2 separate regions of the Homo sapiens genome follow, and region 2 is linked to region 1. A link is an interaction called in ENCODE POLR2A ChIA-PET data of the cell type or tissue named here. Cell type or tissue: A673. All regions are shown on one strand. Each heading gives the region's core, and the rest is flanking DNA. Links, peaks and the distances in the headings are about the cores only. Region 1 has its middle 19 kb from the start of CRYBA1. Region 2 overlaps PHF12 (PHD finger protein 12).

Region 1 (15,324 bases), core at 2,863-10,862:
TCTCTTAGTGCCTGGCACAAGATAAACGTTCAAAAAAGTTGTAGGTATTTTGAAATATAATACTTTGTAGTTATATACCATAAAGTATACACTATATATACCAGGGTTCTAACACCAGCCTTAATTCATTCACCTTAAAAAGGAACACAAATGGGCCGGGCGCGGTGGCTCACGCCTGTAATCCCAGCACTTTGGGAGGCCGAGGCGGGTGGATCAACTGAGGTTGGGAGTTCAAGACCAGCCTGGCCAACATGGCGAGACCCTGTCTCTACTAAAAATACAAAAATTAGCCGGGCGTGGTGGTGCGCGCCTACAATCCCAGCTACTCGGGAGGCTGAGGCAGGAGAATCGCTTGAACCCGGGAGGTGGACATTGCGGTGAGCCGAGATCGCGCCACTGCGCTCCAGCCTGTGCAACAAGAGCAAAACTCCGTCTCAAAAAAAAAAAAAAAAGGAACACGAATAATTCTTGAGGCCAGGCACAGTAGCTCACTCCTGTAATCCCAGCACTTTGGGAAGCCAAGGTGGGAGAATCACTTGAGGCCAGGAGTTGGAGACTAGCCCAGACAACATAGTGAGACCCCTGTCTCTCCAAATAAAAAAAAAATTAGCCAGACATGGTGTCATGAACCGGTAGTCCCAGCTATACAGGAAGCTGTCGCAGGAGGATCACTTGAGCCCTGTAGTTGGAGGCAGCAGTGAGCCACTCCTGCCTGGGTGACAGACCAAGACCCCATCTAAAAAAAAGAAAAAACTCTTGATCCACTGTAGTTGAGAGACAAGATTTCCTCCAGTTTTGAATCCTCTAATATGTGATGCATAGACATCTAAACTATTCCACACTGTTGGTGGGATTGCAAGCTAGTACAACTTTGAAAAATTGTTTGATAGTGTCTGCTAAAACTGAACATATTTATGGCCCAGCAATTTATTCTTAGGTATATTCCCAAAAGAAATGTTTACATATGTTACCCAGAAAACATAAACAAGCATGTTTATAGCAATACTATTTATAACAGCCTCCAAGTGGGGAAATATCTAAGTGTCTATCAACACTACAATAAGTTTTTGTGTGTGTTTGTTTGTTTGTTTTGTTGAGATGAAGTTTCGCTCTTGTTTCCCAGGCTGGAGTACAAAGGCAAAATCTCGGCTCACTGCAACCTCCGCCTCCCGGGTTCAAGCAATTGTCCTGCCTCAGCCTCCTGAGTAGCTGGGATTACAGGTGCCCGCCACTACGCCTGGCTAACTTTTGTATTTTAGTAGAGACGGAGTTTCACCATGTTGGCCAGGCTGGTCTTGAACTCCTGACCTCAAGTAATCGGTCCGCCTTGGCCTCCCAAAGTGCCGGGATTACAGGCATGAGATATGGCGCCCGGCCTAGATGTTTATTTTTTATTTTATTTTTATTTTATTTTATTTTATTTTATTTTATTTTATTTTATTTTATTTGAGACAGAGTTTCACTCTTGTCGCTCAGGCTGCAGTGTAATGGCAGTCTCGGCTTACTGCAACCTCCACCTCCCAAGTTCATGCAATTCTCCTGACTCAGCCTTCTGAGTAGGTGGGATTACAGGCGCACACCACCCTGCCCAGCTAATTTTTATATTTTAGTAGACACGGGATTTTACCATGTTGGCCAGGCTGGTCTTGAACTCCTGAATTCAAGTGATCCGCCTGCCTCGGCCTCTCAAAGTGCTGGGATTACAGGCGTGAGCCACCACGCCCGGCTCCAGCTACATTTTTAAATTGTGGTATTTTCATAGACTAGAACACTACATGCAGTAACATGAGTAAATTTCACAAATATAATGACAAAAGAAGCCAGACACTGAAGAGTCCATACCGTATGATTTCATTTATATAAAGTACCAAATGGTTGAAATGAAATGCCATTAGAAACTGGAATACTAATTGCCTTTAGGTGCAGAGTGGTGATTAGAGGGGGGCTAAAGGGGTTTCAGGGAGGGGATTGCCAATAATGTTCTATATCATGATCTGTGTGGCAGTTATACAAAGTGTCTGGACTTTATAAAAACTAATCAGACTGATTGCTTATGATTTGTGCACTTTTCTATAGTATGGATTCATAGATTTCAATGAAAAGTTAGATTTTAATTAAAAGTTTACCTAAAAACTCTCCGTGAGTCCCTCATGACCAATCACAGAACACACCCAGGCCTCACTTATCATAAGCCCAGAGTCCCCCAGGGTATCAGAATCAGAAATTTAATGCCCTCTGGGGATGGGAGATGTGGCCTCAGGCCCATGAGCTGCAACCAGGTTTCCTGCTAAAAGTCAAGAACAAAAGAGTTGTCTTGTAGATAAAAACAGGTTCCAGAAAAACTGCACCAGAGCAAAGAGCTAGGTGTCTGCCTAGAGCCTGTGGGTGAAAAAATCACCCCTCCAACACTGTGTCAATCAGAGGGGTGGCACCTGAGTACACACCAGACTTGCTGTTTGAGAAACCCAGGGCAAGAAATTAGTAAAAATCACCCACAGGCAGTGAAACTGCATAAAATACTTGCATAGAGAAATACAAAATAGCCTCACAGGAGTTCGTCCAAAACCTAGAGAATGAGAAAGACCCTGCTCCCTGAGGAAATGAATGAAGAAACAAATGCCATCATAAACAGATGGCAGATGCAAGGAATCAGAAAATGTGTGCACCAGAAATCACAGATAAAAGGACAGTTTGAAAAAAATGTTTCAATTCATGAAACACAAATGCTAATTTAAAAGAAATGTGTTTCAGACTGGGTGCAGTGGCTCACACCTGTAATCCCAATATTTTGGAAGGCTGAGGTAGCAGGATTGCGTGAGGACAGGAGTTTTAGACCAGTCTGGGCAACAAAGTGAGAGCCTATCTCTATTTCAAAAAGAAAAAAAAAACTTTTTTGTTTTTTGAGACGGAGTCTTGCTCTGTCACCAGGCCAGAGTGCAGTGGTGTGATCCCAGCTCACTGCAACCCCCACCTCCTAGGTTCAAGTGATTCTCCTGCCTCAGCCTCCCAAGTAGCTGGGATTACAGGCATCCACCACCACACCCAGCTAACTTTTATATTTTTAGTAGAAACGGGGTTTCACCATGTTGGCCAGGATGGTCTCGATCTCTTGACCTTGTGATCCACCCGCCTCAGCCTCCCAAAGTGCTGGGATTACAGGCGTAAGCCACCACACTTGGCCCTTTTTTTTTTTTTTTTTTTGATACGGCATCTTGCTGTCATCCAGACTGGAGTGTAGTGGCACCATCTTGACTCACTGCAACCTCTGCCTCCCGGGTTCATGCCTTCTCCTGCCTCAGCCTCCCGAGTAGCTGGGACTACAGGCGCCTGCCACCACACCCGGCTAATTTTTGTGTTTTTAGTAGATACGGGGTTTCACCATGTTGGTGAACAGGCTGATCTCGAACCCCTGACCTCAAGTAATCTGCCCGCCTTGGCCTCCCAAAGTGTGAGGATTACAGGTGTGAGTCAACATGCCAGGCCAAAAAGAAAAAAAAAAATTAGATAAAAGTTTTGTTAAAAAAACAAACAAAAAAAACCTGGGCTGGGTGTGGTGGCTCACGCCTGTAATCCTAGCACTTTGGGAGGCTGAGGTGGGTAGATCACCTGAGGTCAGGAGTTCGAGACCAGCCTGACTAACATGGTGAAACCTTGTCTCTACTAAAAATAGAAAAATTAGGCAAGAGTGGTGGCACATGCCTGTAATCCCAGCTACCCGGGAGGCTGAGGCTGCAGTGAGCCAAGATCGCATCACTGCACTCTAGCTTGGGCAACAGAGTGAGATTCTGTCTCAAAAAAAAAAAAAAAAAAAAAAAAGGAAAAAACCTAAATGTCTATACGATTTATATTTCTAAAATTTTAGTTCTTTTTCAAACCCACCTTTCCTCCCATAATATCTCAGTCTCACTGTATTTTCTTTCTTCTTTCTTCTTTTTTTTTTTTGAGACGGAGTCTCGCTCTTTCGCCCAGGCCGGACTGCAGTGGCGCTATCTCGGATCGCTGCAAACTCCACCTCCCGGGTTCACGCCATTCTCCTGCCTCAGCCTCCCGAGTAGCTGGGACTACAGGCACCCGCCACCGCGCCCGGCTAATTTTCTGTATTTTTAGAAGAGACGGGGTTTCACCGTGTTAGCCAGGATGGTCTCGATCTCCTGACCTCGTGATCCGCCCACCTTGGCCTCCCAAAGTGCTGAGATTACAGGCGTGAGTCACTGCACCCGGCCTCTCATCGTATTTTCAAACCCACCTTTTCCCTCATAATATCTCACTCTCATCATATACATTCTACTTCTTCCTTTAAATATTTGAACATTTTAAACATATTTCTTTTATATTTTATTTTATTTTAAGAGACGGGGTTGCCAGGCGTGGTGGATCACGTCTGTAATCCTGGCACTTTGGGAGACCGAGGGGGGCAAATTGCTTGAGCCCAGGAGTTCAAGACCAGCTTGGGCAACATGGTGAAACCCCATCTCTACAAAACATACAAAAATGTGGCCGGGCGTGGTGGCTCACGCCTGTAATCCCAGCACTTTGGGAGGCCGAGGCGGGCGGATCACGAGGTCAGGAGATCGAGACCATCCTGGCTAACACGGTGAAACCCCATCTCTAGTAAAAATACAAAAAATTAGCTGGGCGTGGTGGCGGGCACCTGTAGTCCCAGCTACTCGGGAGGCTGAGGCAAGAGAATGGCGTGAACCTGGGAGGCGGAGCTTGCAGTGAGCCGAGATCGCGCCACTGCACTCCAGCCTGGGCGACAGAGCGAGACTCCGTCTCAAAAAAAAAAAAAAAAAAAAAACATACAAAAATGAGCTCGGCGTGGGTGCACACCTGTGGTCCCAGCTACTTGGGAGGCTGAGGTGGGAGGATCTCTTGAGCTTGGGAGGTCGAGGTTGCAGTAACCAGAAGTTGTGCCACTGCACTGCAGTCCCAGCAACAGAGCGAGACCCTGTCTCAAGAAAAAAAAAAAAAAAAAAAAGGGTCTCGTTCTGTTGCCTGGTTGGAGTGCAGTGGTGTGATCATGGCTCACTGCACCCTTGTACTACCAAGCTCAAGAGATCCTCCCACCTCAGCCTCCTGAGTAGCTGAGATTACATGTGTGCATTACTACATCCAGCTAAACAAAACTTAGTAAACAGTTAACTAGATCCTGCTATACAGTGAATTAATGAATTAGAACAAACATGAGGAAATCATTCAGGAAGTGGTAAAGAGATAGAAAATAAGAAAGACAGAATGAAAGACATGGTGTATAGCATGAGAAGCTCCAAAACAGGAATTCAGAAGGAGAAAAATCACAACAGTGGAGGGAAGGCAGCAGACAAAGAGGTAATGGGGGAAGTTTCCTGAACTGAAGAAAGACAGGAGTTTGCCAGCTGAAGAAGCAGAAGTCCTGAGTAGGATAAATAAAAGCAAGTCTATATCTAACACATTCCTGTGGGATTGCAGAACATCAAGGGAGATAGAAAATCTTAAAGGCTACTAAAGAGAACAGATACCTACATCAGAACAAGAAACAGACTGATAGGGGATTTCATGTCATTGCAGGAGTTTCCAGAAGACAATGACATGTCATCAAAGTGTTGAGGGAAATAACTACCAACCAAGAATCTTATTTCTAGCTATACTTACATTCAAAAGTAAGGCTGAAATAAAGTTGTTTTCAGACACATAAATATTAAGAAAGTTTATTACTTATAGATATTTGCTGAAAGAACTACTAAAAGATTATTTCAGTATCTATCTTTATTGTCTTTACAAATCCAGAAGGAAGGAGTGAAATACAAGAAGAAATGGTAAATATATAAATTGGTACATCTAAATAAGTATTGACCACTAAAACAATAAAATAAACAACCAAACCAAATATTAACGTAGAAGATGGGAATGGAAAGTTCCCATCTCTATCTTGTTCAGAAGAGTAGAGAAACTGAAAACATTTAAAATGAAAGTGTAAATTTACAAATACTAGAAATAGAATGTATACCTTTCAAATTATTGGAGGGGAAAAAAAAGAGAATAAAAAGAAACAACAGCAAAAGGCAGGAATAGAGGGCAAGAAGCACAAAAAATGATGAAAAAGGTCAGGTGCAGTGGCTCACGCCTGTAATCCCAGCACTTTGAGAGGCCACACTGGGAGGATTGCTTGAGCCAGGAGTTTGAGATCAGCCTGAGCAACATAACTATAACCTGTCTCTTAAGAAGAAAAGAGATCGGGTGCGGTGGCTCACGTCTGTAATCCCAGCACTTTGGGAGGCCAAAGTGGGAGGATCACCCTAGGTCAGGAGTTCAAGACCAGCCTGGCCAACATGGTGAAACCATTTATCTACTAAAAATACAAAAAAAATTAGTAGGGCGTGGTGGCCAGTGCCTGTGATTCCAACTACTCGGGAAGCTGAGGCAGGAGAATCCCTTGAACCCGGGAGGCAGAGGTTGCAGTGAGCTGAGATCGCGCCATTGCACTCCAGCCTGGGCAACAGAGCTAGAGTCTGTCTCAAAAAAAAAAGAAGAAGAAAAGAAAAGAAAAGAAAGAGGTTGGGGTGGGGGTGGAGGCGGGGGAGGGAGGGAGAAAAGAAAGAAGAAAATAATGAAAAAAGAGAGATACAAAGTAAGATTGTAAATTGTAGCATATTCATGCTGTGGAGTACTACACAGCTCATAAATTGAGTCAACATGATCTACATGTATACATATGGACAGATTTCAAAAATATGTTGAAGGGAGAAAGTGATTTGCAGATTTTTTTTTTTTAGACAGAGTCTCACTCTGTCACCCAGGCTGGAGTGCAGTGGCGCAATTTTGGCTCACTGCAAGCTCCATCTCCTGGGTTCACGCCATTCTCCTGCCTCAGCTTCCCAAGTAGCTGGGACTATAGGCACCCGCCACCATGCCCGGCTAATTTTTTGTGTGTTTTTAGTAGAGATGGGGTTTCACCGTGTTAGCCAGAATGGTCTCAATCTCCTGACCTCGTGATCTGCCCACCTTGGCCTCCCAAAGTGCTGGGATTACAAGCGTGAGCCACTGCACCTGCCCTGATTTGCAGATTTTATGAGTCATATACATCATATACAATGTACATGTACTTTTTTTTTTTTTGAGAGGAGTCTCACTCTGTTGCCCAGGCTAGAGTGCAGTGGTATGATCTTGGCTCACTGCAACCTCCGTTTCCCAGGTTCAAGTGATTCTCCTGCCTCAGCCTCCCGAGTAGCTGGGACTACAGGCATGCGCCACCACACCCGGTTAATTTTTGTATTTTTTAGTAGAGATGAGGTTTCACTACATTGGCCGGGCTGGTCTCAAACTCCTGTCCTCAGGTGATCCACCTGTCTCCACCTCCCAAAGTGCTGGGATTACAGGCATGAGCCACCGCGCCCGGCCTACATGTACTTTTTTTGTTTTTTGTTTGTTTGTTTGTTTGTTTGTTTTGTTTTTTTAGACGGAGTCTCACTGTATCGCCAGGCTAGAGTGCAGTGGTGTGATCTCAGCTCACTGCAACCTCCGCCTCCCGGGTTCAAGCAATTCTCCTGCCTCAGCCGCCCAAGTAGCTGGGATTACAGGCACGTGCCACCACACCAAGCTAATTTTTGTATTTTTAGTAGAGACAGGGTTTCACCATGTTGGCCAGGCTGGTCTTGAACTCCTGACCTGAAGTGATCCACCCACCTCAGCCTCCCAAAGTGCTGGGATTACAGGTGTGAGCCACCACACCCACCCCTTCCTTGCTCTTTCGAAACACACAGGAGCTGGGAGCGGTGGCTCAGTCCTATAATCCCAGTGCTTTGGGAGACTGAGGTGGGCAGATCACTTGAGACCAGGAGTTCGTGACCAACCTGGGCAACACAGTGAAACCTGGTCTCTACAAAAAAATAAAACATTAGCTAGGCATGGTAGCACACTCCTGTGGTCTCAGCTACTTGGGAAGCTGAGGTAGGAGGATCTGCTTGAGCCCAGGAGGTCAAGGCTACAGTGAGCTGTGATCACGCCACTGCACTCCAGCTTTCAGGCCACTGCACTCCAGCTTGGTTGACATGGCGAGACCTTGTCCAAGAAAAAAAAAAAAATAGAAAACCTCAGGAAACTCCCCCTCTGCTCCCCCACCATGGATATGAACAATGAAGAATACAGCCCCAATTGCTACTGGAAAACACCCAACAATGATGAAAGCAGTCAGCCTTAGGATGAAGTCAACAATGAATTCAGTAGGACGGAGATGGAAAAAACCCGAGTCATGGAAACATCACTGAATCAACAAGCCTGAGGCTTACCTTACTGTGTATTTTTTGTTAAGTGAACTAAATAATTTTTTTTTTTTTTGAGACGGAGTCTCGCTCTGTCGCCCAGGCTGGAGTGTGGTGGTGCAATCTCGGCTCACTGCAAGCTCCTCCTCCCAGGTTCACGCCATTATCCTGCCTCAGCCTCCCGAGTAGCTGGTACTACAGGTGCCCGCCACCACGCCCGGCTAATTTTTTTTCTTGTTTTTCAGTAGAGACGGGGTTTCACCGTGTTAGCCAGGATGGTCTCGATTTCCTGACCTCGTGATTTGTCTGCCTCGGCCTCCCAAAGTGCTGGGATTACAGGCATGAGCCACCGCGCCCGGCGAACTAAATAATTTTCTTATTGGCTATGCCACTTTGCATTCGGTTTTCTATGACTTGCAGCCAAACTTATAGTAAATGATACAATGGATATGGAGAAGTGGAGCCATATAGGACTATTAGGGAGGTAGAATTAGCAAGATTCAGCCAAAAGTTAGATATGGTGGTGAGAAAGAGAGAAGTGTCAAGATTGATCCTAGACTTCTGGCTTGAGTGGTACCATCTCTGAGATGGGGAACATCAAAGGAAGATCAGGATGGGGTTAGGGACACTAGTGGAGATCATCTGAACAGCTTGGCTGTGTTGGGTTCAGGGAATCTGTTGGAAGTCATCTAACTAGAGATGTCTGAAAGGTAGTTAAAGAGTATACTGTGTTGAATAGTATCTCCCCAGAATGCAGGTCCACCTGGAACCTCTGTTTATGACCTTACTTGGAAACCAGGTCTTTGCAGATGAAATAAGGTAAATTGAGATGAGTTCATACTGGATTAGACTAGGCACCAAATACAATGACTGGTGTCCTTATGAGAAGACCATGTAAAGACACAGTGAAGGCCGGGCACAGTAGCTCACACCTGTAATCCCAGCACTTTGGGAGGCCAAGGCGGGCGGATTCCTTGAGGTCAGGAGTTCAAGACCAGCCTATCCAACATGGTGAAACCCCATCTCTACTAAAAATACAAAAATTAGCCAGGTGTGGTGGTGCGTGCCTATAATCCCGGCTACTTGGGAGGCTGAGGCATTAGAATCGCTTGAACCCAGGCAGTAGAGGTTGCAGTGAGCCAAGATTGTGCCACTGCACTCCAGCCTGGGTGACAGAGCAAGACTCCATCTCAAAACAATAATAATAATTAAAAAAAAAACACAGTGAAACACATAAAGAGTGCTATGTAAAGACAGAGGCAGAGATTAGAATGATGCCTCTACAAGCCAAGGAGTACTAGGCATTGCTGGCAACCACCAGAAGAAAGGAGGGAGGTCTGGGACAGTTTCTGCCTTAACTTTCTCCTTAAGTCAAGGAACCACCCTTGATTTAAGACTTCTGGCCTACAGAACTGTGAGAGAATACATTTCTGCTGTTTTAAGCCAAGTTTGTAGCAGTTTGTTACAGTAGCCCTAAGAAACTAATACAAAAAGAGATGTGTGAATTTGAAATATAGATCTGGGAGCCACCAGCAAAGTAGTTATTGAACTCTTGGGAGTAGATTAGATTACCTCAGGAGAGTATAGAATGAGAAGCGAAAAGAAGGCCAAGAACAAACCCTGAGCAAGACTGACATTGATGGAACCGAAAGAAGAAAAGGAGTGGACAAAAAACAGTGAGCAGGAGCAGCAGAGAGAGGTGATTTGGAAGTCAAGGGGAAAGAGGTATCTAAAGAAAGAAGTGTTCAATAGTCTCAGTGGTGTAGAGATATTACATGTAAGAAAAACTGAAAAAGAGTCCATTGGGTGTGGCAATGGAAGTCACTTGTCTTCCCTACCAAAGCCGTTTCAGAAGAGTGGGAAGGACAGAGATACGAATGCTATGATTGAAGACTGAGTGGCCGATGAGGACATTGAAATGGCCACCATTCTTTTAAAGCCTGGGGCTACGAAAGGCAGAGTGAGAATGGATGATTCTCCAGAATCACCTTCCAGAAAGGGAATTAGAGTCTTTGGTGGGTTTTATGTTTCATTTTGAGATGAAAGAGATTTAAGCATGTTTACAGGCTGAAAAAAAGGATCTTGAAAAAGGATCAGTAGAAGAAAGTTTAAAATTGCAGGAATAGAATGTGGAGACCAAAAAACAGAAATTCAAACTAGTAGATATAACTTGTTAGATCTTTAAGACAAAAAGCGAATGAGAGTCTTTAAGGAGGGGCCATAACTCACCATTCCCTAAGTGGGGGCTGTGCATGGTGACTTTCTTCCAAAGAAGGCAGTAAAAAGGAAGAAAATAAAGTAACTTTTTAAGTGGAGAAACCTGACGAACTACCTCACGCCAGCGATAAGTCACTTGATAGTACGTATCCTTGACATGATGTGATGTGATGAGAATGGCTCTTTCTCTCTACGATCTTCCAAAAACATATTACCCTAGTCTAATCATGAGAAAAACAACAGACAAATCTTAATTGAGAGATAAAAATATACCTGACCAGGCCAGGTGCGATGGTTCATGTCTGTAATCCCAGCACTTTGGGAGACTGAGGAGGGAGGATCACTTGAGGCCAGGAGTTCAAGACAAGCCTGGGCAACATACTATTACAAAATAAAAACAGGCCAGGCACAGTGGCTCATGCCTGTAATCCCAGCACTTTGGGAGGCCAAGGAGGGCAGATCACTTGAGTTCAGGAGTTCAAGACCAGCCTGGACAACATGGTGAAACCCCAGCTCTACTAAAAATACAAAAATTAGCCAGGCATGGTGGCAACACCTGAGGTTCCAGCTACTTAGGAGGCTGAGGCATGAGAATCCCTTGAACCTGGGAGGCAGGGGTTGCAGTGAGCCGAGATCACGCCACTGAACTCCAGCCTGGGCGATGGAGTGAGACTCCATCTCAAAAAAGAAAACAACAACAAAAAAATAAAAACAATTAGCCAGCCAGCCATGGTAATGCATTCCTATAGTCTCAGCTACTTGAGAGGCTGAGGCAGGAGGATCACTTGAGCCCAGGAGTTCAAGACTGCAGTGAGCCGAGATTGCGCCACTGCACTCCAGCCTCGACAACAGAGTGAGAATCTGTCTCAAAATAAATAAAATAGGCCGGGCGCGGTGGCTCATGCCTGTAATCCCAGCACTTTGGGAGGCTGAGACGGGAGGATCACGAGGTCAGGAGATCGAGACCATCCTGGCTAACACAGTGAAACCCCGTCTCTACTAAAAATACAAAAAATTAGCCGGGCATAGTGGCAGGCGCCTGTAGTCCCAGCTACTCTGGAGGCTGAGGCAGGAGAATGCCATGAACCCGGGAGGCGGAGCTTGCAGTGAGCCGAGATGGTACCACAGCACTCCAGCCTGGGCCACAGAGCAAGACTCCGTCTCAAAAATAAATAAATAAATAAATAAATAAATAAATAAATAAAATAACAGATTGGCAAAAGAGTTTGTGACAGAGAGAATTATGGCCCTCTAGAGATGTCCACATCCTAATCCCTAGAATTTGTAAATATGTTATTATGTGGCAAAAAGACTTTCCAGATGTTATTAAGGAACTTGGGATAGTGAAGCGAGATTGTTCTGAATTATCTGGATATGTAATCACAAAGATCCTTATGAGGGAGGCAGGAAGAAAGGTCAGCGTCAAAGAGATTGAAATTTGAAGATGCTGTGCTGCTGGCTTTGGAGGTGGAGGAAAAGGCCATGAGCCAAGGAATGCAGGCTGCTTCTAAAACCTGGTAAAGGCAAAGAAATAGATTCTCCCCTAGAGCCTCCAGAAAAAAAATGCAGTCCTGCTTCCAGAATTGTAAGATAATAAATTTGTGAGGTTTCTTGTGTTTGTTTGTTTGTTTGTTTGTTTGAGACAGAGTCTCGCTTTGTCACCCAGGCTGGAGCACAGTGGCGCAATCTCGGCTCACTGCAACCTCCGCCTCCTGGGTTTGAGTGATTCTCCTGCCTCAACCTCCCAAGTAGCTGGGACTACAGGCTTCTGCCATCACGCCCGGCTAATTTTTGTATTTTTAGTAGAGGCAGGATTTGACGATGTTGGCCAGGGTGGTCTTGAACTCCTGACCTTAAATGATCCACCCACCTCGGCCTCCCAAAGTGCTGGGATTACAGGCGTGAGCCACTGTGCCCGGCCAATTTGTGTTGTTTTAAGCCACTAAATTTGTGGTAATTTGTTTTTAAATTTTTTTTTTGAGACAGGGTCTCACTGTGTTGCCCAGGCTGGAGTGCAATGGCTCAATCTCGGCTCACTGCAGCCTCGACCTCCCAGGCTCAAGCAATTCTCCCACCTCAGACTCCTGAGTAGCTGGGAACACAGGCATGCACCACCACACTTGGCTAATTTTTTTTGATGTTTTTGCTTTTGTTTTGAAATAAGGTCTTGCTCTGTTGCCCAAACTGGAGCGCAGTGGCATAATCTCAGCCTACTGCAGTCTTTTTTTTTTTTTTTTTTTTGAGATGGAGTCTTGCTCTGTCACCCAGGCTGGAGTGCAGTGGCGCGATCTCGACTCACTGCAACGTCCGCCTCCCGGATTCAAGCAATTCTCCTGCCTTAGCCTCCTAAGTAGCTGGGATTACAGGCGACTGCCACCATGCCCAGCTAATTTTTGTATTTTTAGTAGAGACAGGGTTTCACCATGTTGGTCAGGCTGGTCTCGAACCCCTGACCTCGTGACCCACCCGCCTCGGCCTCCTGAAGTGTTGGGATTACAGGCGTGAGCCACCACGCCCAGCCTACTGCAGTCTTGACCTCCCAGGCTCAAGCAGTCCTCCCATCTCAGCCTCGCAAACAGCTGGGATTACAGGTGCGAGCCACCACAACTGGTAATTTTTTTTTTTTTTTAAAGTAGAGACGAGGTCTCGCTACGTTACCCAGGATGGTCTCGACCTCCTGAGCTCAAGCAGTCCTCCCACCTTGGCCTCCGAAAGTGTTGATATTATAGGTGTGAGCCACCATATCCAGCCATTTTTTTAATTAAAAAAATGTTTTTAATTGGAATAGCTTTTAAGGTACAAGTGATTTCTGGCTACATGGATGAATTGTAAAGTGGTGAAGTCTGGGATTTTAGTGCACACATCACCTGAGTAGTGTACATTGTACCTGATATGCAGTTTTTTATCACTCACCTCCCTTCCACCCTCCCCTCCTGAGTGTCCATAGTCCATGATATCACTCTGCATGCGTTTGCATATCCACAGCTTAGCTCCCACTTCTAAGTGAGAACATACAGTATTTGGTTTTCCATTCCTCAGATACTTGACTTAGAATAATGTCCTCCAGCTCCATCCAAGTTGCTGCAAAATACATTATTTTGTTCTTTTTATGGCTGAGTAGTATTCCATGACTGGGTGTGGTGGTTCATGCTTGTAATCCCAGCACTTTGGGAGGCCGAGGCAGGAGGGCTGCCTGAGGTCAGGAGTTCGAGACCAGTCTGGCCAACATGGTGAAACCCCGTCTCTACTAAAAATACAAAACAATTAGCTGGGTATGGTGGCGTGTGCCTGTAATCCCAGCTACTCGGGAGGCTGAGGCAGGGGAATTCCTTGAACCAGGGAGGTGGGGATTGCAGTGAGCCAAGATAGCGCCACTACACTCCAGCATGGGTGACAGAGTGAGACTCCTGTCTCAAAAAAAAAAAAGAAAAGAAAAGAAAAAAGAAATCTCCATACTGTTTTGCATAGAGGTTATACTAGTTTACATTCCCACCAGCAGTGTATAAGTGTTCCCTTTTTATGGGGCAATTTGTTTTAGCAGCAATAGGAAATTAATAGGGGTTAAAAGCTAAATCAAGGAAATCTCTTAGAAGTCAGAAAAAAAGGCTGAGAGCGGTGGCTCATGCCTGTAATCCCAGCACTTTGGGAGGCCCAGGCAGGAGGATCACTTGAGCCCAGGAGTTTGAGACCAGCTTGGGCAACATGGCAAGACCTCCATCTCTACTAAAAATACAAAAATTAGCCAGGCACGGTGGCGTGCACCTGTGGGCCCAGCTACTCAGGAGGCTGAGGTAGGAGGATCGCTTGAGCCTGGAAGTGGAGGTTGCAGTGATCCAGATCGCGCCACTGTACTCCACCCTGGGCAACAGAGTGAGACTCTGTCTTAAAAAAAAAAAAAAAAAGTCACAAAAAAGACAAAGAAACATAAAATAGTAGAGACATATAAGAAAACTAGAATATCATTTCAGGAGGTCCAACATCCAACCAATAGAAGTTGCAAAAAAACACATTAAATACAAGTGAGAAAATGATTTTTTTAAAAATTACAGGAATATTTCCAAGAATTGAAGAACATAGATTTCCTAAGGTTGGAAAAGTCTACTAAATGCCCGGAAAAATAAAGAAAATAAGATTTTCACCAAAGCATAGCCTCAGGAAATTCAGATTTTTAGGGATTAAAAAAAATCCAAAAACTTTTAGAAAGAAAAAAAAATCTTATACAAAGAATCAGAAATCAAAATAGCATCATACTGGCCAGGCGGTGGGTCACTCCTGTAATCCCAGCACTTTGGGAGGCCGAGGCGGGTGGATCACCTGAGGTTGGGAGTTTGAGACCAGCTTGACCAACATGGAGAAACTCCATCTCTACTAAAAATACAAAATTAGCCGGGCATGGTGGCTCATGCCTGTAATTCCAGCTACTCGGGAGGCTGAAGCCGGAGAATCGCTTGAACCTGGGAGGCGGAGGTTGCAGTGAGCCAAGATCGCGCCATTGCACTCCAGCCTGGGCAACAAGAGTGAAACTCTGTCTCAAAAAAAAAAAAAAAGCATCATACTTCCCAATAGCAACATTGCCCATAGAAGACAAAGGGGAAGTATTTTCACAATTTGTAGAGTACTGTTACCATACTCTATATCCAGCCAAACCTTCAATAAAATGCTGCTGTACAAAAATACATTTTTAGACATCCTGATCTCAAAAAAAGTATCTCTATGTACCATGTCTCAGGACACTATTAGAGAATGTGCTTTACCAAAACAAGAGGATAAACTACGAAAGAGGAAGATATAGGGTTCAACGCTGAAGGCAAGCAAAGGGAATGCCCAGGACATCAGTCAAGAGAAGTCTCTGGGCAGTAGCTACGTACAG
Region 2 (15,324 bases), core at 2,683-10,682, 290 kb before region 1:
CTGGCCTACAATTCCTGGCCAGAAAGCGACCGTTCACTGCTTTTACAACTCACTATTTTATTTTATTTATTTTATTTTTTTATTTTGAGATGGAGCCTCACTCTGTCGCCCAGGCTGGAATGCAGTGGTGCGATCTCAGCTCATTGTAGCCTCTGTCTCCCGGGTTCAAGAGATTGTTGTGCCTCAGCCTCCTGAGTAGCTGGGATTACAGGCATGCACCACCACACTGGGCTAATTTTTGTCTTTTTAGTAGAGATGGGGTTTCACCACGTTGGCCAGGCTGGTCTTGAACTCCTGACCTCAAGTGATCCGCCCTCCTCAGCCTCCCAAAGTGTTGGGATTACAGGTGTGAGCCACCACTCCTGGCCCCAGCTCACTATTTTAACCACTACCTGATCTTAAAGACATGCTGTTAGTTATAAAGCTGTTCATAACAGTAAAGCCCTAAATCTTCAGAGACTGTACATTCAATTGGAGGGTATGTTTCTCAGTTTGGTGTGGCTCTCTGTGAGGCCTAGAGGGCCTACAAAGTGTTAAGAGTAATATTAACATACAAACCAATTCCTAAAGCCAACCTCTTCAGCATGACTCCAACATACCTAGACTCCCATAAACAAATCCAAATGGCCCATCTCTACTGCTGAGAAGGTTATCTAGATCAGTCTATTTCTGGAGTCATCAAGGAGAAAACCACAAACATACATCCCTCAGCTAACTGTAATGCCTATACTGACAGATTTCTGTTTCAAAGATTCAAATCGAAGCCCAGAGCCAGATGATCCCAACTCTCAGCCCGAGGTTAAAGTTCAGTTTTAATTTAGAATGCCTTGCATTCACTAATAAGGCTGCAGCTCAACACTGCAAGTAGAAGATGTTGGTAGTTGTCATGGTTCTTGGCGCTCTAATTAAGAGGATCTATTTCAAGTCATATACCAGTGTGGTTGATCTGAGTCTAACCTCACTCATCTCCCTCGCCTATTAATACATGTGAACCTGCACGACATTAACATTTACTTCAGATTTAGTCGCTACCAGTGGGACCTGTTGCTCCACAGCACCATGTTAATTATCCATCCAGAACAAGCAGTTTCTCAGTCTGGAATTGGAGGGGAGAGCGGGGGATGGGGGAATAAGAGAACAAAGGGAAGAGGCGAGAGGTAGAGGGAGAGAAAGCAAGTAGATGAAAAATATTTAAGAAAAAGTACACTCCATTTTCTCTTTCTGGATTAACAAAATAATTCTATTTAATACAAATACTTAACAGGAACACTATGTAAATAGCATATCCATATACAATACACCAACAGCCTACTAAGCAGGTTCTCTTCCAAAAGAGGTCAGTCACATGAACTGGTAGGGTCTTTCTTGTCAGAACCCGTAATTCTTCAGGAATCAGAAGCTCTCTAGCCATCTATAGCAGTTTCAGTTTCAGTCAAAATAAAACATCAGTTGGACTAAAAAGAAAGAGTTCACTGCCCCTATCATCATCTGTATGCCTCCCCACCCTTTTTTTTGGTGGGGGAAGAGGTGTTCAGCAAGCAAACAATAGGACTGAGCAGTTTTGATTTTTAATTTCACAGTTCACGGGGCTCATCCATCCATCTGAGGACCACTACCAGATAAAAATCCTGCAATTATATTTAGTCTCACTGTGTAAGACAAACTGCAAAACATAAATACATGCTCAGAACTAGCCTACTCTCCCTCAGACTGGCCCTGCGGCCCTCATCCAGCTCAGAAAATGTGTTGATACTAGCCAAAATGGGGAGTGAAGGTGATCACTGAAAGGACCACAATCATGTCTCAGCCTCCTAGCAGCCATTTTGCTCTATAAAGGGAGCCATGAGCACAGAGAACCAGCCTTTTATAAACGAAAACAAACTTATGTCCTGGAAAAGCTAAGTGGTGCTGGGTAAAGTTTAATTTAAATTTTAATTTAAATTAAAAGTTGCATTAATACACCCAAATTTTAAAGTGCATGCCTTGAGGGAACAACATTTAATGAAATGTAAATGTCAGCAGAAATAGCTAGCTTCCTCTGGACACTTGTGTGGGCATCAGCTTTTCTCTTCAAGTATGGCCTGTCTTTTGCAGGAAGATAGCTATATTGAAGGATATTAAAGAGATGGAAGGAGAAAATTCATAGGGTCCCTCAACCTTAATCCCTTATCCTCCTTCATCCTGGCTACTGACTCAAACACCACTAATGCCACAAAGTACATAAAAAGGTACAAGGACTGTTGGGTTTCTCATGCAAAGCCTCAGTGAGAGTGTTAACAAGGAAACAAATGAAGTGCCAGAACATTACAAATGCCCCATTGAGAAACTTAGCTAGTTGCGTCACTTCCACAGGCAAACAATCCTTTTAAACTGGCTGACTGTGCCCCCAAGTTTTATCGCCTTCTATGTAGAGCTGGCTGGTGGCATCTTCCCGGTAAAGGACACCTGGATACGAGTGTTACTAGTTAGTACAGGGAAAAAAGGAAGCAGGGAGGGTAGAGCACTGACAGTTATACCAGGTGTTTGCCTCTGCTAACTTTTCTACAAGCTGAGCCTCAGTCTCAAGGGCCTGATCTATCACTAGCCTGGTTTGGCTATTCTTGCAATTCTGGCTTCTCTACAAAGAAAGATGGGCTGGGGTGCAAACATTTTAAAAAGGGCCTTCATTAATTCACCTCATGATTGATGCTAGAGCCCACCTGTTTTGGAAAAGGGACAAAATTCTGGCCTCAACGGTAATTTTCTCACACTCTTGGGAACATTCCATTGGAAGGAAGAACCAACAACTGCCAACTCTGTATTCTGGAAGAGTCTCAGAGGTATGGAAAGCTGGGTACTATTCTATTGCCAAATTTTAACAGACTATCAAGAAAAAGGAAATAGCCAGGTGACACACTTCTTGCAGACACAGCTCAGGAATGTGGGCCAGTTTACAGTTTATATATATTGTACCTAAAATTCTATAAAGGCTCAGAAAACAAAAAATACTAACAATGTATTTAAAACCCAACAAAATCAAGAGAGCAGGTTTCTTTCTTTCTTTTTGAGATGGAGTCTCACTCTGTCATCCAGGTTGGAGTGCAATGGCACCATCTCAGCTCACTGCAACCTCCGCCTCCCGGTTCAACTGATTCTCCTGCCTCAGCCTCCTGAGCGGCTGGGATTACAGGCAGGCACCACCACACCCGGCTAATTTTTGTATTTTTAGTAGAGACGGGGTTTCACCATGTTGGTCAGGCTGGTCTTGAACTCCTGACCTTGTGATCCGTCCACCTCAGCTTCCCAAAGTGCTAGGATTACAGGTGTGAGCCACCGCACCCAGCCTGAGAGCAGGTTTCTACTTAAGACCCAGCTGCTTTTTCCTAAGGAGGGACTTTGGTTTAATTTACCCTCCCCTGACAGGGTCTATAGAAACAGGAAAAAGTGAGAATAATACTATTTGGGCCATGCCAGCACAGGGATTATACCCCCCTACTTTTACCCTTACCCTCTCCCATCCCCCAATTCCACTCATAAACATCAAAGCTCCCCACCCTACAGGACTGAAGTAATCTCCTGGGCATGCTGTCAAACTGTGCTGTCATGGTTTGATGCCACAGCTAAGTGCTGACTTGGGCTTCCAAAGCCTTCCAGTTATACCCACCAGTGACCTATTTATGAGTTGAACATACTTCTCCAGAGCCATGATTTTCCCCTTTGGTCCACTTTTCTTTCAGATGGTCCCTAACCAAAGAATGATCACCCTAAAGGTCTGCATGTGTACACACAAACGGTGAGCACTCAGGAAAGCCCTCAAAGAAAGGCAGCAAGCATACAAACCTTGGACATGCGTTATTTGCTATAACAAATAAAATGGAGATACTTTTCTTAACATACAGCTTACTTCAACACCAACAAACTGTAGCCTGCAGTCAGATGCCTGATATCACAGAATTAGGCATTTCCTTTGGTATGACAGTTTGCTAAGTTAAAATGGCTAAGTGTCACCCATGCCAGGCAAAACAACAAGGACCACAAAGGAGGGATACAGCAAAACAAAAATGACAAAGCAAAACAATGTTTATTAAAAAGCCAAAATTACTGACAACTCTCTCTACATTTTAGATGATGCTTTTGCAAAAAATGGCAAATAAGATCAGGGAAAGTTAAATATAGCCAACCTATGTATCGAACTATGACAAGTTACAGGTTTAGGCACATTTAATGAGATTAATGGAGCATAATTTTCACAATTATAATGTATTCTGACCAGTAATTGATGACTGCTAATTGAAAAAGTTCACTGTAGAGTTTCCCTCTAAAGCTGAGAATCAGCAGAACTATGATGGTTTAGTGAACGTGGGAATTAACGAGCACTCAGCTGATCACAGGAGCCTAGGGGTAGTGGAAAGAAAAGCAAGAGTAGGTCATCATTGCCTTATTTCATAATGCAGAGGCTTCTTTAAATTCACTTGAAGCTCTGTGCATTTCATTAGTTTCTCTGCTCTGTTCTCTGCACAAATGCAGACAGGAGAAAAATAATATTCAACATCCCTCTGAGGACCATAGCTGAGTAAAAAAGATGCTTGTGCTGCCACAAACAGGGGTCCACCTGGAACTCAAGCTTGCTAGTAATTCTGAGAGGTTCCCCTATCCCTGCCTGGCTTGGAGGTAAAGTGATGTCTTTGGGCTACCGTTAAATTCAAACCCTGCAGAGAGTCCTCTTTTGCTCACTCAAGCTTATTTCAAAACGAGCCTCACGCAGAGAGCCCAGATCAGTAGGAAAGACTGACGCTACATTCAGGCACGGAGTTGCTCCCTGCCCTGCTGTTACTCTGTATGTCTTTTGTCCTGTCAAGGCTGAGAAACATTTCTTGGGAGATATCCCATAAAATTTGTCAGAAAACAGGGGAGAGGCAAAAATTAAACACCAAAGTCACTAACTTAAAAGAAAGCAAATGTAATTAGGGGAAAAGAAATTTTCACCTTGTGTCTGTGTTAACAAAGGTATCATCCACTTGGAATAACCCAGATATCATTTTTGTTCCCCAACTACTGTTTACCTTTGCATGTCTCTCATCTGTAATACCACTAGGAATTACACGGCAGTGAGAAGAGGAAATGGGTCAGCCTCCGGCTTTTAAGTAGTTTAGTGAGCATTTATGTAGTACGATTGTAGCAAAAGGGAAAGTAGGCAGCAGAGCAAAAGGGACTCACTCTCTGAGTGAGCAAGTCAAGTTTTTCATTACTTTGAAAATTGCATCAATCTGCAAGGTGCACATGTAATTTACTTATTGTGAATTCCACAACAGCTCTATGTAGTAGTCAAGTTCCTTCCTGCTGATGGGTCAACTCATGGATTCCTCCTTTTATTAGTGTCTATTGTATGCCTCAGCTTTTGCCTCACACAAAATGTGCTAAAACCTCATCTTTGTTCTTATTTGCTGAGACTTAGGTTTAGGAATAACCTTAGGCTTAAAGGATAAGGATTTTGATATCTGGAAATGGCAGGCAGAAAAAGGAGTCACATTCTCATTCTTCTTAACTGCTCTCAAGTCCTGGGAAAAGCAGTCAGCTAGTGACCTGTGCATGCGTCCTGGGCATGGTGACAAATCTGCAATACCAAAGTGGCTTTCTGAAATTTGGTCTAGGACTTGCACTGAATACAATGTCCTCCTCTTTCAGGAAACTGGCAGGGGTACAGCCGTGCTCCTGTCCTGTATTCTCTTGGGAGGCACGCATTATGCAGAGGTTCTCTTCTAAGTGTCACTCATTGAATGGCAATGCAGCTGGCCATGTTGTACTCCCTGGGGCCTCTAAGTCAAAGGAGGAGCCCAGTGGAGGGGGGAAAACAGACTTTTTTTTTTTTTTTTTTCCTGTTCTGGTGACTTAAAACGCTGGACCTTAAAACTTGAATGCATTTCCAGGAGCTTGTGCTGCATTAATATATAAGGGCTACCATAAACCCAAACGGAATCTTTTATCAGGGTGGCCTACTTAACTGCATACCCAAGGAATTGTCCCTGTGTTGGGGTTGGGACAAGAAAGTTGAGAGATGGATTTCAGTATGCTTACCCATTATCAAAAGCCCAGAGTATTAATCTATTTTCTATTACTCTTCTTGTGGGAGAAAAGATGTACCCATTTCTGTTCAAGAAGCAGGACAGCTGCATTTTTAGGTAGCAAAAATCCTCTTGGGAGGATCAAAGCAGATGGTTTCTTTTTATGAGCCATATAAAACTGTCCAGTAAATATTCTCTGCGCTCTCTTTATTTACTGTTATCTGGGCTTATATAAAGATACAAATACACAGGTGAGTTTGCTGTAATATACAAACAACTTTTTGTTCTTGTTAACTGGGCTCAAAAGACAGCACATTTTAATTGACCTGAAGTTATTTCCACCACAACCAATAAAACTGAGACAATTAAAATCTTTTTTTTTTGAGATGGAGTTTCACTCTTGGTGCCCAGGCTAGAGTGCAATGGCGTGATCACTGCAACCTCCACCTCCCGGGTTCAAGCGATTCTCCTGCCTCAGCCTCCCAAGTACTTGGGACTCCCAAGTAGCGTGCATCACCACGCCCAGCTAATTTTGTATTTTTAGTAGAGATGGGGTTTCACCATGTTGGTCAGGCTGGTCTCGAACTCCTGACCTCAAGTGATCCACCTGCCTCGGCTCCCCAAAGTGCTGGGATTACAGGTGTGAGCCACTGCCCTCAGCCAACATCTTCTTTCTTAAACTAGGGTCCTCCAAGTATGAGAAGTGCTCAAACACAGACATTTTCTGTTGTGGCTAGTGGGTGACAGGTGAGCATCCTATCTAAAGGCAGATGGTGGATTTTTTGTACTTCCTCTAAGGCAACAATACAGCTTTAGACTTCTTTGCTAGGAAAGGACATGCAGAAAAGTTGAAACAACAACATACCAAATCACATCGTAAGGTTCTCTTCACTGGGATGTACCATCCTAACTGGAGCTCACGGAAGAAACTCTTAATTTACTGACATTACAGAGCTAATATAGGCATAGATATTAAAGTGTGCTTAAATCAACCATCTTTTGCTAGGTTAAGACTAAAAAATAAAAAATAGAGGCTGAGGCAGGAGGATCGGTTGAGGCCAGGACAGGAGTTCGAGAACAGCCTGGGTAACACAGTGAGACCCTATCTCTACAAAAAAAGGAAAAAATTAGCCGGGTGTAGTGGCAAATGCCTGTAGTCCCAGCTACTCAGGAGGCTGAGGTGGAGGATTGCTTGAGACTAGGAGTTCAAGGTTACTGTGAGTTATGACTGTGCCACTGCCCTCCAGCCTGGGAGACATAGCAAGACTCTGCCTCTAAAAATAAATAAATAGGCCAGGTGCGGTGGCTCACACCTGTAATCCCAGCACTTTGCGAGGCCGAGGCGGGCAGATCACGAGGTCAGGAGTTTGAGACCAGCCTGACCAACATGGTGAAACCCCGTCTCAACAAAAAATACAAAAATTAGCTGGGTGTGGTGGCAGGCGCCTGTAATCCCAGCTACTTGGGAGGCTGAGGCAGGAGAACCACTTGAACCTGGGAGGTGAAGGTTGCAGTGAGCTGAGATCACACCACTGTACTCCAGCCTCGGCGACAGAGGGAGACTCTGTCCCAAAAAAATAATAAGTAAAATAAAATAAATAAATAAATAAATAAAAGATGGGGGAAGTGTAAAGACAACCCACAAAATGGAAGAATACTTGTAAATCATATATGCGACAAGGAACTTATATTTACAACATATAAAGAACTCTCATAACTCAATTAAAAAACCAAACAACTCAATTAAAAATAGACAAAAATCTTAATAGAGATCTCTAAGTAAATACACAAATGACCAATAACCACATGAAAAAAAGTTTAACATCACTAGCCTTCAGGGAAATCTGATTCAAAACCATAATGTGATACTACTTCACGCTCACTAGGATGGCTTTAATCAAGAAGGCAGAAAATAACAAGTGTTGTCAAGGAAGTGGAGAAATTAGAACCCTCCTACACTACTGGTAGGAAAGTAAAATAATGCAGCTTCTTTGGAAAACAGGCAGTTCCTCCAAAGGTTAAGAGTTACCATACGACCCAGCAATTCTGCCTCTAGGTGTATATCCAAGAGAAATGAAAACTTGCACATAAAAACTTGCACCCTGGCTGGCACGGTGGCTCACACCTGTAATCCCAGCATTTTAGGAGGCTGAGGTGGGTGGATCACTTGAGGTCAGGAGTATGAGACCAGTCTGACCAACATGGTGAAACCCCGTTTCTACTAAAATTACAAAAATTAGTCGGGCGTGGTGGCGGACATCTGTAATCCCAGCTACCCGGGAGGCTGAGGCAGGAGAATCGCTTGAACCTGGGAGGTGGACGCTGCAGTGAGCTGAGATCACTCCACTGCATTTCAGCCTAGGCAACGAAGCTAGACTCTGTCTCAAAAAATAAACAAACAAACAAACAAACAAAACCAAAACCAACAACAAAGAAAACTGGCACCCAAATGTTCACAACATTATTTACAACACCAAAAAGTAGAAACTACCCAAGTGTCTATCAACTAATGAACTAATAAATAAAATGTCATCCATACAATGGAATATTGTTTAGCCATTAAAAAGCAATGTAAGTATTGATAAATGCTACAACCAGGATGAACCTTGGAAAGATTCACTGAGCTCCTCTGAGTAATTTTAGGTATCACTTGTACTTTCACTCAGGTTAGCAAAAACCAGTGTTTTATTCAACACATTCATAGTGACTAGTTGAATTCCATTTAAATTAAGATTAGACAATTTATTGAACATTACTGATTTAGCTTTCAAAAATACTCCTGGAGGCATACTTGAACTTACCAAGAACATACCAAGAACTTACAACAGACCAACATGAATCCCATCTCCAGATTCAAATGAAAGCAGTACCTAAATATTCCTTTGAACCTTTATATCTATTAAAAATACACAAGTCATTTACAAAAGCCAAAACTGTCCTAATATATTATTAGTGGAGCTATATGTAAAGTACTTAGTGAGCCTTAAGGAACAGCAGCAGATTGATGAGATTACAACTGCATCCTACCTTTTACTGAGTATGGCAATTAATTTTGGGACAGGCCTTAAGTGAAAAATTTCCCATAACAGTACTACTAAGTACTTGCCTTACTTTACACAAAAACTGTAATCTTTCAAGAGTATAACCTCCTTTTCCACTTTAAATATTTCTGACACTTGCACTCATTTCATAACAATTAGCCCCTAAGCCCTACATTAAGAAGCATGCATCTGAACCTGAGTTAAAATTGAACATTACCGTATCTTCCATATTTAGGTGGACCAGTAAGACAACATGACACGTAAGGCAGGAGAATCACTTGAACCTGGAAGGCGGAGATTGCAGTGAACTGAGATCACACCAATGCACTCTAGCCTGGGCAACAGAGTGAGACTCTGTCTCAAAAAAGAAAAAAAACAAAGACAATACGACATACCTAGATTCTAATTCAACACAGAAAATGCAAAACAAATAAATAAATAAATAAAATAAACATAAAACCAAATTAGGTTTGTTTACTGTAGAATCATTTTACTATTGATGGGGCCGGGCGAGGGGAAGGAATCTAGACGTTGTCACCTCCAGTTCGTCAGTGCTAGGCTTCTAAGCACTTACAATGTCAAAAACAACATGCTGACAAGATAATGTTAAAGTTAATATATTTTAATCTATCACTTGCCTGATACTATTCTAATGAGGAGCTAAACACAACAAAATCAGAAAAACCACCTCCTTAAAAGTTCAAACAGGTTGGGCATGACAGCTCACTCCTATAATCTCAACACTTTGTGAGGCCAAGGTGAGAGGACTGCTTGACGTGCCTGGGCAGCATAGTGAGACCCTATTTCTACAAAAACATTTAAAAAATTAGCCCAGCATGGTGGAATGTTCCTGTGGTCCCACTACTTGGGAGGCTTAGGTGGGAGGATCACTTGAGCCCAGAGTTTGAGGCTGCAGGGAGCTAGGATCAAGCCTTGGAGACCCTGTATCCAAAAACAAACAAACAACCCCACTTCAAACATCAAACATTTTCTGCAAGGCAGTTTTCTATTCTATGTGTGAAACCTTTGTTACGACTCACTGAAAATATGCAAAACTCCAAGCTGAGCTTAGTTTTGCCTGTGCACAGAGACCTTTTTACTCTCATTCTTCGAAAACCTCATTTTGGATCTCGCTGCCAACACCAGAGAGAGGAAAGCTGGCCAACAATTCCAAATATAACACGCGGAGGCAAATGCTACAGAAATCTGTCTGACGGGAAGGGACCATGCTGAGGTCTGCCGAGGTAGATGCACTTCTCTATCAGACCATTTTGGTCCCTCAGTCTGTTTGGAGCAAAATGCCATAAGAAGGTAATCACAGGAAACCAGTCAGTTTTATCATCCTGATTACTGATGCCCCATGGTATTCACTCTGTCAATGACAACAATCCTACCAATCTCAAACAGAAAGATGGGTCAGTGAAAAGTAAAGCTGTACTGGTTATTCTAATTTTTAACAGATTTTTTGGGATCAGTCCAGAGACCTTTCAGAAAGCTCAACTCATGGCATGATAATTATGATGAAGTCAGATTCACCAAGGGACACTTAAAAACATATCTCCCTCCATGGCCGGGTGTGGTGGCTCACACCTGTAATCCCAGCTCTTTGGGAGGCCGAGGCGGGTGGATCATGAGGTCAGGAGTTCGAGACCAGCCTGACCAACACGGTGAAACCCTGTCTCTACTAAAAATACAAGAAAATTAGCCAGGCCTGGTGGCGTGCGCCTGTAATCCCAGCTACTCAGAAGGCTGAGAAAGGAGAATTGCTTGAGCCCGGGAGGCGTTGCAGTGAGCTGAGATTGCGCTACTGCACTCCAGCCTCGGTGACAGAGCAAGACTCCGTCTCAGAAAAACAAAAACAAAAACACCACACACACATCTCTTTCCAATTCTCTAGGGACAGGTTTAGTAACCCCTACTATCACTCTGAATAATTGATAAACCAGTTAAACTTGGATAAAATGATTACACTATCACTTAATCAAAAAGACATCAGTTCTTCAACCTTAATTCTTTGGTGAGGTCACGGTACTGAGCACAAGACAATTCATTCCAGAGAATCATTACAGAAAACCCAGAAATAGGTTCCCAGTCTAACTGGGAAGAGATGACGTGCCTCATACAAAGCATTGTCTCCTGAGAAAAGACAACAATTAAAACAGCTTATTTGACTAGTCATTTCCTTACTATTTATCTTAGAAAGATCTCCTGTGGTTTATAGCTGTGTTACCAAGCCCGGGAGGTAAAGTTTGCCTAGAACCACTTTTGGAACACTTGTACTGGATTCCGTTCACAGTGAGGCAGACTGGCAAGGAATACTAGAGACTGAAAAAAGACTTATCCCACAGAGCTTTGGATAGAGAACCACAGCAGCACTGCAATTAAGACCTACAGCATTTGCAAAATTTAAATTTCACTTTTTCTTTAAATTTTGTAGAGATGGAGTCTTGCTATGTTGCCTAGACTGGTCTTGAACTCCTGGCCTCAGGCGATCCTCCCACCTTGGCCCCTTTAAGTGCTGGGATTACAGGCATGAGCCACCATACTCGGCTTCAACCTTACTCTTGTACTTTCCGTATGGAAGGAAAATTATCATTATCATGCCTACCTAAATAATTCAGTCTTAGCCAGTTTAAAAGGGAAGCCAGAGGAAATATAACCTTACTCTCACATGATAAAATTAAGCAGTAATAGGACAATTTTTTTTTTTTCTCCTGAGATGGGGTCTTACTCTGTCACCTAGGCTGGGGTGCAGTAGTGTGATCTCGGCTCACTACAACCTCTGCTGCCTGGGTTCAAGTGATTCTCCTGCCTCAGCCTCCTGAGTAGCTGGAACTACAGGCTCGTGCCACCACACCCGGCTAATTTTGTATTTTTAGTAGAGACGGAGTTTCACTATGTTGGCCAGGCTGGTCTCGAACTCCTGACCTCGTGATCCACCCTCCTCGGCCTCCCAAAGTGCTGGGATTACAGGCGTGAGCCACAGCACCCGGCTGGGACAAATTCATGAAAACACATTCAAGAATAAAAATGTTCTGAGACATTAAATACTTGATCTAACTACTCTGATTGAGTTAATAAAATACTTCACTCTCCAGCCTGGCCAACGTGGTGAAACCCTGTCTCTACTAAAAATACAAAAATTAGCTGGGTGTGGTGGCGGGCACCTATAATCCCAGCTACTTGGGAGGCTGAGGCAGAAGAATCCGTTGAACCTGGGAGGTGGAGGTTGCAATAAGCCGAGATTGCACCACTGCACTCCAGCCTGGGTGACAAAGCGAAGACGCCTGTCTCAGAAAAAAACAAACAAACAAAAAACAACAACAAAAAAAACTTCACTCTTGGTGGAAAGAGTGTGGCTTCAGACGCAGAAAAGTGAGATAAGCCTCACTAAATGAAATTCGTCTAGGGAATACCTACTTAAAAGACTTCCTGCCTTTGCACCAATATCTACAATGCTTTGTGATTTAGATAATAACTCAGATAAGTCAATGGTACATTCAGTATTGACATCTTCAAAGGGAGAATTGGAGATGTGAAACAAGCACTACTTCATTTACACATTCACAAATCTCTGATTACCAGTTCCCATTCAATGCCTCAAAAAAAAAAAAAATTTCAATGAAATGCACAGTCTGGGCAAGTCTGAATCTCACCAACAGCTAAAGAGTCCCTCCTTCTTTCTCCTTTCATCTAAAGTGGAAACTGTTAATTGTTACAACTTGACAAGACTTTAGACTCGTCTAATTAAAAAATTCAGAGGTTAGGTTTTAGAGTTTAAAAGCCCAATCTCAGGCAAAACAGACAGCACACTTTTCCCATGCCTGAGGTTTCTAATAAACAATTTCAGCTTTATCAAATAAGAGAGCTTATCAAATTCTCACTCAACATGCATGTCAGCAATCATGGTTAACACCAATTTCATCCTAGGAGTAGGACGTAAGCCCACATTTTAAATCAAGAAGTCTACAACTCAGTCCTGGTATACATACCAAACAAACACACTAAAAAAATGTAAGCAACTGGGAATAACTGGTAAGCAACACAACGTATATTCAGGCACAAATTTCTCCTAAGAATAGCAAAAGAAATGTGACCAGAAATATCTTCTCCAGGTGGATTACACCTTATAGGAAGTAAAGGCTAAAAACCACAGACCCTTAGTCACTTCATAATAAAAATTTTAAAGCCAGCAGCAAAACTTCCTCTACGATAATCATTTTTGTCCCAGCAATTTTACAAGCTGGGATGGGGTGCCCTCCTGGGCAAAAGTATCTTGGGAATGGTAATGGGAGTTTCCTACATAACTTCTGACCATAAACTTAATTTGCTCAGTATCAGTCATCTGTCTAATAAGTGTTCCCAAACCTGCAATTAGTACAAATATACAGTAGACACTACTCCACAAACCGAGAGATGGAACGTGAATGGAACTGTTGAGAGACCTTCGGTGAAATTTCACTTAAAACAAAATAAAAAGAGGGCTAAAAAAGGCAACATCAAACAACTGGTGGGAACACAGAACAGCCCCCTTTTCCTCTCTCCAGTCTGGCTCCTCTCTCAAACCCCTGCCTCAGTCAACTGTTGCAGAACAACAGAACGAGACCCAGTAGAACAAGACGAAATCTGGGTTTGCTGCCGCAGATGTGGGATTTTTGTGGAGGGCAGAGGTGATTTCGGCCGGCAGAAGATGGAGTTTAAACTCTTCTTTGCCGGATTGTCCTGGGCTGAGCCGCTGAGGAGGATCACGCAGCGGGCGATCAACTCAGGTCCCTCCCTCTCGGTTCGGTCTCTCCCCTCCTCTCATGTCCAGTAAGGGGGAAAAAGCGTACGGCTTTCCAGCTCTCAGCTCCTTAAAAATGCCTTTCTAGTGCCACCGCACACAATCCTCCCTCTGGCAGCAAAGAATTTTGCAGCGAAGGGCTCGCCGATCCGGAGCGGAGAAATGAAATCGGCGCCCAAGGGCAATTTTAATTGTCTAACCCGGCCCGATTTCCTAAGAGGCAGCGGCGCCGGGAGGGAGGAGGGAAGAGGGAGGAGGAAGGAAGGCAGCTCTGAGAGGCAACAGGGGGCAAGCGGAGGCAGAGAAAGGGGATCAAAGCGGCGAGATCCCAGACGGGGCCCCCGAGGAGCTTCTGCAGAAAGGACTCTGGGGCTGTCCCCACCGTTCCCCCGAGAGACGTTTGCAAATCATATATGCAGCCAAAATGGCGCTGAGAATAAAAATATAATTTAAAGGCAGGTCGCCATATTGTAAACAGAGAGGCAAAGAAGAGGCGGACTCGAGAGACACCCTCCACGATTTTTTCTACAGCCACAAGCGCCCGGTTGCCGGGGTCTGGACCAGGGCAACTCAGGTGGCCGAGGGCTCCACGCACCCACCCCGAGGAGATCCCGGCCGGGCAGGAGCCCCGAGGGCAGCGGGCGCGCGGGCAGGCAAGCGGCACTGGGCCCGGAGCTCCTCCCCTTCCTCCCCCGCCACTGCCGGCTGTCCCCGGCCGGCTCTGTCCCGGCTCCCCAGCGACTTCCAATCCCATATGGGGTTCTCTTCACTCGTCCCAACCCCCACCTCGGGGTCCGGACCCACCGCTGCTCCTCCCCGCTAAACTGCCAGAACCCGGCGGACACCTGGGGGCGGGGAGGTGCTCGCCCCGGCAGCTGCAGAAAGTCAGCTAGCGGCTGCAAGCGCCCGTTATTTCGGCAGTCAGGGGCAGGCCGGGTGAAGGAATGCGCAGAGAAGGGTCCGCCAAGAAGCTCCAAAAGGGTCCCCAGACCTTACCAGCACTGGAGGTGGAAGGCAGCCGGGCAGTGGTCGCAGCACAGGAGATCTCCACCTTCCTTGCAGCTATCGCAGCTGTCGTGGTTGGTGGCCCTGCCGCTTCTCCGGGGCTCCTTCTCAGGCTTCCGACTGCGCTTTTCTGCCTCGTCCGTCTTGGGGGGAGCCAGCAGAGCTTGGATTTGCTGCACACACATACAAACGGCGTGTGTGCACACTCGGAGCTCCCGGGCGGTCCGTCGCCCCCCCGGCGCGGTTTCTCCGTCACCCACCCCTCTCCCCCCTTTTGTCCTTCTTCCTCCCATCCAGGCTGCTCCCAGAATCTCTCAGCCCCCGGAACCAGGGGGAGCCCACCCTAACCGCGTTCCTGCAGCACAACAACGAGAACAGCTTCTTCCAAATGGGGAGGATCAAGGGTAGGGGGATGGGAAGAGGGTGCGCGGTTCCCTTCTTGCCACTTCCTTGT

The links. ChIA-PET counts read pairs that join two places held together with the same protein. Peaks named below come from ENCODE experiments on the same cell type or tissue, not always from the same donor. Only the 100,000 strongest peaks of a DNase experiment are listed, where the experiment ranks them.
Region 2: POLR2A ChIA-PET joins it to region 1 with 18 read pairs; 2 of 35 experiments call an interaction of 5 or more read pairs at or near these places.

What each region holds. Positions count from the first base shown.
Region 1 is chr17:29,220,124-29,235,447 of GRCh38, forward strand. No RefSeq gene overlaps it. Among named protein-coding and RNA genes, the nearest start is that of CRYBA1, 19 kb to the right of the region's middle. In A673, for the core only: no CTCF peak of the experiment used is centred there; no DNase peak of the experiment used is centred there.
Region 2 is chr17:28,935,204-28,950,527 of GRCh38, forward strand. PHF12 (PHD finger protein 12) reads right to left here. Exons shown (of 15, transcript NM_001033561.2): 2 at 14,862-15,043. It overlaps LOC101927018 (a long non-coding RNA gene), which reads left to right. Exons shown (of 2, transcript NR_110803.1): 2 at 9,318-9,546. Among named protein-coding and RNA genes, the nearest start is that of PHF12, 8.7 kb to the right of the region's middle. RefSeq lists enhancers at 13,576-14,196, 14,017-14,116, 14,197-14,816 and a silencer at 14,347-14,606. In A673, for the core only: no CTCF peak of the experiment used is centred there; a DNase peak (open chromatin) is centred at 5,718; H3K27ac peaks cover 1,192 bases.